2 separate regions of the Homo sapiens genome follow, and region 1 is linked to region 2. A link is an interaction called in ENCODE POLR2A ChIA-PET data of the cell type or tissue named here. Cell type or tissue: MCF 10A. All regions are shown on one strand. Each heading gives the region's core, and the rest is flanking DNA. Links, peaks and the distances in the headings are about the cores only.

Region 1 (5,362 bases), core at 81-5,080, 200 kb before region 2:
GACTACAGGTATGGCATGAGAGTGAGGGACTTACTCGGGACACCTGTTTGTGCACACAAACACACACAAACACACACACACACACACACACACACACACAACTGCTCGAGGCACCCCTCGCCATGACTGCTTTTCCCAGGTGGTCTCTGAGCTGATGAATTGTGCTGCACCTGGCCCCACATAATGACAAATCTGCCCACGTTTTTTGCAGGTGGCCCATGCGCTATGACCAGTGGTGGGAGTGTAAATTTATTGCAGAAGGCATCATTGACCAAGGTGAGGCCCTGAGGGAGGATCTCAAGGGTCCTGCTTGCTGCCCTATCAAAGTGGTAGAGGCTTTTCACCAGCTAATGATGATGGGGGACCTATTCATTACCCCATTATGGGAGCTGGGCTCTTGAGTGCCCAGCTGAGGGCATCTGTCATTTCAGGGGGTGGTTTCCGGGACAGCCTGGCAGATATGTCAGAAGAGCTGTGCCCTAGCTCAGCGGATACCCCCGTGCCCCTGCCCTTCTTTGTACGCACAGCCAACCAGGTAATCTCCGTTTCCATCTCTGCAAACCTCCCAGGTGCCAGATTGAGCTAGAAAGGGGGCAGAGGAGGGGGCCAGATTGAGCTAGAAAGGGGGCAGGCACAGTGGCTCACGCCTGTAATCCCAGCACTTTGGGAAGCCGAGGCGGGCAGATCACGAGGTCAGGAGTTCAAGACCAGCCTGGCCAATGAAGTGAAGCCCCATCTCTATAAAAATAAAAAATTAGCCGGGCGTGGTGGCACGCGCCTGTAGTCCCAGCTACATGGGAGGCTGAAGCAGGCGACTCGCTTGAACCCAGGAGACGGAGGTTGCAGTGAGCCGAGATCACGCCACTGCACTCCAGCCTGGGTGACACAGTGAGACTCTGTCTCAAAAAAAAAAAAAAATAGAAATAGGGCAGAGGAGGGACTGAGTTGCTCAGGGCAACCTCTGGGCAGACAGGGAGAGGAGGAGCCACTGTGCATTTGAAGGGATCATTTAGTGGAAAATGTTCCCAGTGGAAAATGTTCAGGGAAGTCTTTGGGCCAGGAAAATAGGGTGTATCTCATGCCACACTCACAGCTCTGTCTCTGGGGCAGGGCAATGGCACTGGTGAGGCTCGGGACATGTATGTACCCAACCCCTCCTGCCGAGACTTTGCCAAGTATGAATGGATCGGACAGCTGATGGGGGCTGCCCTTCGGGGTAAGGAGTTCCTGGTGAGTAGCCTTATCCACACCCCCGTCCGATCAGCCCTGGCCCTTGGAAGGAAAGGCCAGCCAAACCTGGGCAGCTCAGGGTGAGAAGACAGTGGGGAGTGTTTGTCACACAGGTCCTGGCCCTGCCTGGTTTTGTGTGGAAGCAGCTTTCTGGTGAGGAGGTGAGCTGGAGCAAGGACTTCCCAGCTGTGGACTCTGTGCTGGTGAGTAGGACCTGGAACCAGTGTTTCCTCTGCCCAGCCCCTAAAGGTTGGTCCTCCCTAAGGCTGTTCTGTACCTTGTTCTTTCACCACACACAAGATCCCTCTCCAATCCATCCACTCCCATGGCTTCAACTACTGTCTGTAGACTCGTGACCCCTAAAATCCTGACCTCTAGCCCCAGCCTCTCCTAAGCCTGGGGCCATATATGTATCTGTACCCTCGACGTTTGCCCCAAGATGGCATCTCAGGCTCAGTGTGTTCTTTATCTTCTCCGAAGACTACTCCCCTCTAGGGCTCCTGCCTCAGAAGGGCACCATGTCCCACTCCTCCCCATCCCAAAGCCCACAGGGCCATCCTTCACCCCTTCTTCTCCCTCGCCACCATATTCTTAAGTCTTCCTCTGTAATCTGTTTGCTTTTCCTGTCTCACTACTGTCTCCCTGCCTGGTTGAGGACACCTTTCCTCCTTAGCTAATCACTTACTAAAAAGCTGGTGTCCCTGTCTCCGTTCTTACCCGTTTGGTCTCCATGCAGCCACAGTAATTCATTTCACTCTCCTTATTTAAACTCATTGATGGCTCGGCCCTGGGCTTAGGATAGAATGCAGAATCTGTAAAGGCCTTACGTGAACCCTGTGTCTCCAGCCACTTGGTTCACATTCAGGCTCCAGCCACACAGTTTCCTTAGGCCTTTTGCTCTTTCCAGCTTTCTCCAAGATGTTCTCTCTCCTAACTTCCCTTATGTCCCAGCCATCATTTGGGTCTCAGCTGAGACACCATTTTCCACAGGATGCCTCCTCTGGCCTCCAAGGCTGGTTAGGTGTTGTCTTGATGCTTTTACAGCTCTTGTACTGACACCCTCATTCCCTGCTGCCTCCATGGGGACTGCCTTGCCTGGCTGTCTCTGCTTCCCTGTGAGCATCTTGTGGAAAGACAGGGACTATCTCCACAGTGAAAAGGTTACCTCCCTGCCTCTCTCCAACCCCTAGGTGAAGCTCCTGGAAGTGATGGAAGGAATGGACAAGGAGACGTTTGAGTTCAAGTTTGGGAAGGAACTAACATTCACCACTGTACTGAGTGACCAACAGGTGGTGGAGCTGATCCCTGGGGGTGCAGGCATCGTCGTGGGATATGGGGACCGTTCTCGTTTCATCCAACTGGTCCAGAAGGCACGGCTAGAGGAGAGCAAGGAGCAGGTAGTACCCAGAGGCTAGTAGAGCAGAGAGCTTTGGCCCCTCCTGAGCCCCAGCTCCTGGGACCCAGAACACAGCCTGTAAGCCACCAGTACTCCAAGAACTCTGGCCCCCACCATTCCTCAGTGCCACCTTTCTGCTGCTAAAAGGCCACAGTGATGCCCCCCAGTGTGAGGCGGGAGGTGTGCCCTCTTCCCCAGCCAAGCCTTTTTACCCACTCCCCAGGTGGCAGCTATGCAGGCAGGTCTGCTGAAGGTGGTACCACAGGCTGTGCTGGACTTGCTGACCTGGCAAGAGTTGGAGAAGAAAGTGTGTGGGGATCCAGAGGTCACTGTGGATGCTCTGCGCAAGCTCAGTGAGTTCCCCAAGGCAGGGCAGGGCAGGGCAGCACAGCACAGCACAGGGGTTGGGGCTCAAGGACTGGGCAAGATGAGACCCAAGAATGAATGCTGGCCTTGTCTCCACCAGCCCGGTTTGAGGACTTCGAGCCATCTGACTCGCGGGTGCAGTATTTCTGGGAGGCACTGAACAACTTCACCAACGGTCAGTGGAGGAGGGCAGGGTGACACCTGGGTTTGGACTCTGCTGCTGAGTTGCAGAGGCAGGGTAGAAGTTGTAGACCCTCCCTCACCATCCATGCAGGCACTGATTTCCTTCTCCCTCCAGAGGACCGGAGCCGCTTCCTGCGCTTTGTCACGGGCCGCAGTCGCCTGCCAGCACGGATCTACATCTACCCAGACAAGCTGGGGTGAGTGCTGGAGGGAGGCCTGAAGGTGCCATGGCCGCCTTCTGTCCTCCCTCCCCACACACGTACATGTGCCCCAACACATCTTCCTGACCTATGGTCCCTCAATGCCCCCAGCTACGAGACCACAGACGCGCTGCCCGAGTCTTCCACTTGCTCCAGCACCCTCTTCCTGCCACACTATGCCAGGTGGGTTTTTTCCTAGGCTCGATTTGGGGCCCAGGGGACCCCATCACCCCTGGTAGCGATGTAGGGACCTGACCAAGTCCCCATTCCCACAGTGCCAAGGTATGCGAGGAGAAGCTCCGCTATGCGGCCTACAACTGCGTGGCCATCGACACTGACATGAGCCCTTGGGAGGAGTGAGGCGTGCCGCCGGCTGTGGGACCAGCAAGACTGCACGTGTCCCTCTTGGCCTTGCCCAGGGCGAAGACACCTTCCCTGCCCTGGTTTGGCTGACGTGCTCAGCAAAACCCCATGTGCCCTGCTCCTGTGTGCAGTTGGGGTAGGGGCAGCTGGCATGGTCAGGTAACACTAGTGGCCCAGCCCCGCAGACCCACAAGCCCTACCCGTGCTGGGGCTTGCTTCCCGAGGTATTTCACCTCTTAAGAGGGAATCTTCCACAAGCCCAGCACAAGCTGCCAGGCCTGAGCTACTTGAAGGGGGCCATCTAGGTCCCCAACCCATGGACTTTGCCTCCATTTTCAGCTCCGCCTTTTTTCTCCTATTTTCTCTCTGGCTTTCTTCAGCCATGACTCACAACTAAAAACATAAAACACTGGAGGTTAGTGGAGGCCCCTCCCCAAGCAGGGAGCCTGGGATGGGCAGGGAGTGATAGCCAAACTCCTTGGTCACCTGCTCCAAGAAGGAAGCAGTAGCTGAGCACCTGCCCTCACATTCTGCTCTTTTCCCCTCTCCCTCCATACCAGAGATGTGGTGAGCTCTGTTCTTCTACCAACCCAGTCTCAACACACAAAGTGCCACCACCTTCCCTGACTCAGAACCCACATCCACTCAATGTGAACTCTACTACCACGACCTCCCCATATTCCTCACTTCTCCATCACCTCCAGCCTGACTCCCTGTCTGCCCTTTCACCCCCAAGATTTTGCACAGGTTAAGGCCAGTTATGGCCTTTTTGAAATCTGTAATAGCTCCCCTTTCCCCAACTCTAAAGCCTAGACCTTAAACCTGTTCCTAGAGCTATGCACACCCCTGCCCCAGTTTACCGTTCCTCCCTCAGGGCCTCCGTGACACTCCATGAAAAGAAGTTCTTGCATACCGGAAAGTTGAATAAATGGATGAATTCATTCCTTCAGAATGTGTTTATTGGGCCCTGGGCTTAGGCACAGGGTCACAAGGAGAAATTGACTTTAGTGTCCTACTCGGAGCCAAGAAGATGGATGTGAAATGCAAGTAGAGGTTTCTCAGTGACAGACTTTGCACAGTTACATATCTGGGGCTGAGCAGAGACGTAAGGGCCCCACTGCGCAGAAAAGGGAAAACAAGCAAACAGGCTGGCCTGGCATTTTCTGGCATGGATATGGTGATTTGGAGGATGGGAGTCCACTTCTGGAGCCAAGTGGGCAGAAGAATTTGACATCATAGAAGACAGAGACGGGAGGGCTGACAAACCAGCCAGGTCAGGGTTGTTGACAGAAGTGGAGGAAGTAGTGTCTTTATTACCCTGCCCCCAACCCGTTGCAGTCCTTTTTGGGTGTTTGTTTGTTTGTTTGTTTGTTTGGGTCTCTGTTGCTTAGGCTGGCGTGTAGTGGTGCAGTCACGGCTTACTCCAGCCTGGGCCTCCTGGGCTCCAGTGATCTTCCCACCTCAGCCTCCTGAGTAGCTGGGACCACAAGTATGCCACCGCTTCTGGGTAATTTTTTGCAGAGATAGGGGTCTCCCTATGTTGAACAGGTTGTTCTCGAACTCCTGGCCTCAGGCATTCCTCCCACCTCAGCCTCCCAGAGTGCTAGGATTACAGGCCTGAGTA
Region 2 (5,362 bases), core at 61-5,060:
AGAGGCTCTTGGTAACTTTGGCAAACAGACTCCTAGCTGGGTTGGGGGGTGTCAGGTCTGGGACTGTCACGCAGCTGCTGATAGGGAGTCGATCGGGGGTGTAGCCCTAGGGAGGGGAACCATGTGAACAGAGAAGAGAGGCTCCAGGGGTCCTGTCACCTGCCCCCTTTCAATCCCTGGGAATACACAGATGGACTTAGAGGTCTGGGGAGCCACAGACCTTGGTAAAGAAGTCATGGCGCAGGATCTGGTCAATAGAGGGGCGGTCTCGGGGTGAGGCCCGAAGGATGGCGGCCAGGAGCTGCCGGGCAGGCAGTGAGAGGCTGGCAGGCAGCGTGTAGTGAACCTGCTTGATGCAGCGGTACGTCTCCTTCAGGTCAGCCGTCTCAAAGGGAGGGCTCCCGCAGAGCAGCGTGTACCTATAGGGCAGGGCCAAGGGGTCAGGAGTAAAGTGGAGGAGATGCTCCACCCACACACCCACCACCTGTCTGCTGCTGAACCTGGACCCTGCAACTCACATGACACAGCCCAGTGACCATACATCCGCCTCAGGGCCGTGGCCCTGTCTCAGCAGCACTTCTGGAGCCACATAGTTGGGGGTGCCACAGATGGTCCTGAAAGAGGGTGGGGAGGAGGAGAGAAGGCTGAGACCCAGCCCAGCAGCCCCCCGACTCCTTCCCCCACTGTTAGTCCAGACAAAGCAGCTGCCTGTCACCAAAGGCCAGAGAACTCCTGCTTGTCCTGGGACAATGGATGCCAGGGATGGCAGCTGAGTCCCCGCCCACCCGCCTGGCCCAGCTGCTCAGCTGCTCTTCATGACAGGGGGAGGGCCTGACCCCCAGCCCAGTCCTCTCCTCTAGGGTCAACACAGAGAGTCCACAGCTGATCCCTTCCCCCTTCCTGCACTCCTGTCTGTCAGACAGGCATCAGGCTGTCACCTCCCACGGTTTGTGCCACACACACACCAACACCAGCTGTCACAACCCCCATAAACACTCATCTGCCACATACGCTATCTGTGTCACACACACAAAGTATGATGGCCACAGCAGGGTCTTCTTACACCCACAATGTCATATCCCACCATTTCCACACTCTCAGTCTGTCTCTCACACACACATACACGCTGCCTGTCACCTTCCCCCATCCACACAAAGGGTAAGTCATGTGCCTCCAAGAATCTGTATACCCCCATCTGTCTCAGGGACTCAGAGTCACCTACCCTATCTGTGTCATACACCTATAGGATCCTCCCCCTCTCCACCGGTCTCGGTAACACAGGCTGCCACCTCCACCTTCACACATGCATGAACAGCCCATCATCCCTTCCCATTTATCTCATGCACACATCAGGCAGTCACCTTGCCTCCCACATACATATGCACTGTCTATCACGCATGTCATCTGTATCACACACAGGGCCCCTTTCCTCAAAACTCACTTCTTCCTCTGCTCCGGAGGCTCCAACCGGGCTGCCAGCCCAAAATCCCCCACCTTCAGTTCCATGTTCTCAGTGATGAAAAAATTTCCTAGATGGGGCAAGAGAGGTGTGTCAGATTCTTTCCTTCCTCCCTCCCTCCCTCCCTCCCCAACCTCCCATCCTCCAGGCTCAGGAGTCTCACCCAACTTGAGGTCCCGGTGCAAGATGCCGCGCTGGTGCAAGTACTTGAGGCCAGAAAGGATCTGCCGCAGGTAGTAGCGCACTTCTGGCTCCAACAGGGTGTGCCGGGCCTTCCAGATGTGGGCCAGGGACTGCAGAGAGCCACTGCCTCAGCCCCTGGTGAGCCCTCCCTCCCCCTCCCCCTCCATCTGTGCTCCCTGAGGAAGAAACAGGGCCCCAGCTTTGGGTCTTAAGACTGTCTTCTCGGCTGGGTGTAGTGGCTCACGCCTGTAATCCCAGCACTTTGGGAGGCCAAGGCAGGTGTATCACAAGGTCAGGAGTTTGAGACCAGCCTGACCAACAGGGTGAAACCCTGTCTCTACTAAAAATACAAAAATTAGCCGGGCGTGGTGGTGCATGCCTGTAATCCCAGCTACTCAGGAGGCTGAGGCAGGAGAATTGCTTGAACCCGGGAGGCAGAGATTGCAGTGAGCCGAGATCGCGCCACTGCACTCCAGCCTGGGCAACAGAGCAAGACTCCATCTCAAAAAAAAAAAAAAAAAAAAAAAAGACTGTCTTCTCTCCCTCACTCTCATCCCTGCGGGAATCACCATCTTTCACCTTTCGGCTGCAGAGCTCCAAGAAAATGTAGATGTTGTCAGCGTCCTCAAAGTGGTGCGAAAAACGCACGATGTGGCGGTGCTGCAGGTCTCGGTGCAGCTCAATCTCATTTAGGATCTGCGATGAGGGCGCGGAGTCGTCATCCTTCCATGGTTCCCATGCCACCGTCCCCACCCCACCCCTCGCCCGCTGAGCCTGGACCCACCTTCTCGCGCTGATGCGGCTTGGCGACGCGGCTCTGCGGGATGACTTTGACAGCGTAGGCGCTGCCAGTCTCTGTGTCAGTGGCCTCGTAGCAGCGGGCGAAGCCCCCCTGTGAAGAGGGGGCATCAGGCTGGTTGTTCCAGGGGGGCCGAGTCTGGCCCGCGGGCGTCCCCGCGTTGGGGGTCAAGTGCCCACGCCCTGCTCGGCGCCAGAAAAGAGGCCGGCCGGGACCCCCACCTCCACCATCACCACCCCGCGGACGTCCCTCGGCCCACCTTGCCCAACAAGCGGCCTTTGAGGTAGGTGCGGCCGCTGCGCGGGTCCGTGATGAGGCGCCCGGGGTCTGACGTCGGTAGCCCGGCCAGCATCTCCAGCTCAGGTCCGCGCAAGGCACTCGGAGGCGGCCCGGGCCCGGCCGGGGGAGCGGGCGCGGCGGCCGCACGCTGGAAGGGGCGCGGAGACAGGAAACCGGCGGCAGGCTCCATGCGGCCGGCGCGTCGCAGCGCGGTCCCGGCTTCTCGGTTCCGCCCGGCCCCGGCCGCGCGTGGCGCTGCCTGGATTTGCTACGCTGCGCTGGCGCCCAGGGGAGCCCAGCGTTTTATCAATGAACGCCTGCCCCCTCCCCGGCGTCTGGTCACCGAGAGTCCCGCCCCCTTCCTAGCAGCGAGTCGAGGAGAGGCCACTCCCATTCCCGGCCTTACATCACCCAGAAGCTCCTCCCCCACCCAACGCACTGCCAGACCCCGCCTCCTCGCCGCGCCCCGGGGCGCAGCCCGGCAGCTAGTCACCATGCAGGTGCAACCAGGCCGCAGGGGCCAGCTGATCCCTGTCCGCCTCTCACCCCTCCTTGGCCACTGCGAGTCCCGCTCGTGGGGGCCTCTTTCTTTCCCCATCCTTCGGGATGTGTGCTGAAGTCCGAGTGGGGCCCGGGCATCTGGGGGCGTCTCCCCAGCAACTAGATAGATCAGCGTTCCAGCCAGCAGCGGAGAGGCAGGGGCGGCGCTCGCTTTTGCCCGGGCATGTTACCCGACACTCCCCTTTCAGTGTGCCGGACCGCGTGTGTCCCTCGCCCTCGCCCGGGGCCCGGCCCAGTGCTGCCCTCTTTAGGGCCTGGAAGGAAGGCACAGTCTCGCGCCTGGCTTGCCTGGCCCGAGGGCTGCCTTGCCAGGTTTAGGAGTCAAGCAGAGTCTGGAATTTCAAGGCTTTTACCATGCTCCAGGCCACATCTTCCGCTACCCACTTCTACACTCTTGAGGGGCAAATTTCGGGTTCCTCCGGGGTCCGCAATTCCCTTCCTCTGAAAATACCCCCGGGCCTGGGTCAGCAGCCAGAGGCCAGAAAGTGAATGGGAATTGGATTTTCTTTTTTCTTTCTTTCTTTCTTTTTTTTTTTTTTGAGACAGAGTTTCGCTCTTGTTGCCTAGGCTGGAGTGCAATGGCGCGATCTTGGCTCATCGCAAACTCTGCCTCCCAGGTTCAAGCGATTCTCCTGCCTCAGCCTCCCGAGCAGCTGGGATTACAGGCATGCGCCATCACACCCGGCTAATTTTGTATTTTTTTTTTTTTAAGTAGAGACGGGGTTTCTCCATGTTGGTCAGACTGGTCTGGAACTCCCAACCTCAGGTGATCTACCCGCTTCGGCGTCCCAAAGTGCTGGGATTACAGGCGTGAGCCACCTTGCCTGGCTGGGAATTGCATTTTCTCAAATGCTAGACACGGGCACTTGGGCAGCTAGTCTCTGGACCACGTGGACCCCTAGACCCCTGCGCAATGCCCACCCTTCCCAGGGCCAGAGACAGAGGCCCAGGACCACAGGCCTCCTGGCCTTGTCTCTCACCTCTCTGCCCTCCCTCTGTGCCAGCCAATCAATTACCATGCCATTCCTCAAAGATTTATTGAGAGCATCTGCTAAGTGCTGGACACTATCTCGAATAAAACTAATCAAGCTTGCAGCCCTCATTTAGTTTACATTCTGCTTGATGGAAACAGACAATAGGCAAGCAGATAAACAAGGTAATTGCAGGCTGTGAAAAGTGCTATGAAGGAAGAATAAACAGAAGAGCAAATGAAGAGCCTACTTTAGAAAGAGTAGCCAGGAAAGTCAACAAATATTTGCTGAGTACCCAATTTGTGCCAATTTTACCTCCCAAATAGCTCTGATATCTATCCCCTTGGCTCCATCTTCCCCTCACACCCTGGCCTGGGCCACAGTCTCTCTTGTCAGGATGATTGCCACAGCTCCTTGCTGCTCTCCTGGCCTTTGGTCTCATGCCCATTTCATCCCCTCCATATGCTATTAGAGGGATCCCACCCAATCCCTCATCAGACTCACGAGGGCAAACTTCTCCAACCTTGTCCTTCATGACCACTGAAGGGAGACCCACGATAGCCTCAGATGTGGAGAAATACTAGTAGCCAAAATTACTGAGGGGGAGTTGGGGATAGGGATGGGCAGGAAGACCCTAAGTGCCTGCTCAAGAGTCTGGTCTTTATCCTTATAGGTCAGCAGTCTTCCAGAGGGGAGATGGTGGTGGGGCTAGAAAGGACAAATCCCCAGGGTAAATGGATCTGAGGCATTTAGAGAGTCAAAAAGGCATATTCAATTTTGCACCGTTATTTATTTTGTTTTGTTTTGTTTTGTTTGTTTTTTGAGACAGAGTCTTGCTCTGTTACCCAGGCTGGAGTGCAGTGATGCGATCCTGGCTCACTGCAACCTCTGCCTCCCCGGTTCAAGCGATTCTCCTGCCTTAGCCTCCAGAGTAGCCAGGATTACAGGCTCGTGCCACCACGCCCAGCTAATTTTTGTATTTTTTAGTAGAGACAGGGTTTCACCATATTGGCCAGGCTGGTCTCAAACTCCTGACCTTGTGATCCACCCACCTCGGCCCTCCCAAAGTGCTGGGATTACAGGCATAAGCCACTGTGCCTGGCCCAAAAT

Evidence for each region. Peaks named below come from ENCODE experiments on the same cell type or tissue, not always from the same donor. Only the 100,000 strongest peaks of a DNase experiment are listed, where the experiment ranks them.
Region 1: POLR2A ChIA-PET joins it to region 2 with 6 read pairs; 30 of 35 experiments call an interaction of 5 or more read pairs at or near these places.

Annotation. Positions count from the first base shown.
Region 1 is chr1:45,001,865-45,007,226 of GRCh38, reverse strand. It overlaps HECTD3 (HECT domain E3 ubiquitin protein ligase 3), which reads left to right. Exons shown (of 21, transcript NM_024602.6): 11 at 1-8; 12 at 212-276; 13 at 432-535; 14 at 1,111-1,230; 15 at 1,344-1,433; 16 at 2,421-2,627; 17 at 2,850-2,979; 18 at 3,093-3,167; 19 at 3,291-3,372; 20 at 3,487-3,558; 21 at 3,651-4,679. The coding sequence ends at 3,735. Among named protein-coding and RNA genes, the nearest start is that of HECTD3, 6.8 kb to the left of the region's middle. In MCF 10A, for the core only: no CTCF peak of the experiment used is centred there; no DNase peak of the experiment used is centred there.
Region 2 is chr1:44,798,012-44,803,373 of GRCh38, reverse strand. It overlaps PLK3 (polo like kinase 3), which reads right to left and starts at 2,997. Exons shown (of 15, transcript NM_004073.4): 1 at 2,701-2,997; 2 at 2,427-2,534; 3 at 2,222-2,338; 4 at 1,623-1,752; 5 at 1,442-1,529; 6 at 519-614; 7 at 221-419; 8 at 1-106. The coding sequence starts at 2,910. RefSeq lists enhancers at 2,321-2,370, 3,141-3,530, 3,581-3,640, 3,325-3,993 and a silencer at 2,761-3,040. In MCF 10A, for the core only: a CTCF peak has its summit at 3,529; DNase peaks (open chromatin) are centred at 1,573, 3,113 and 3,453.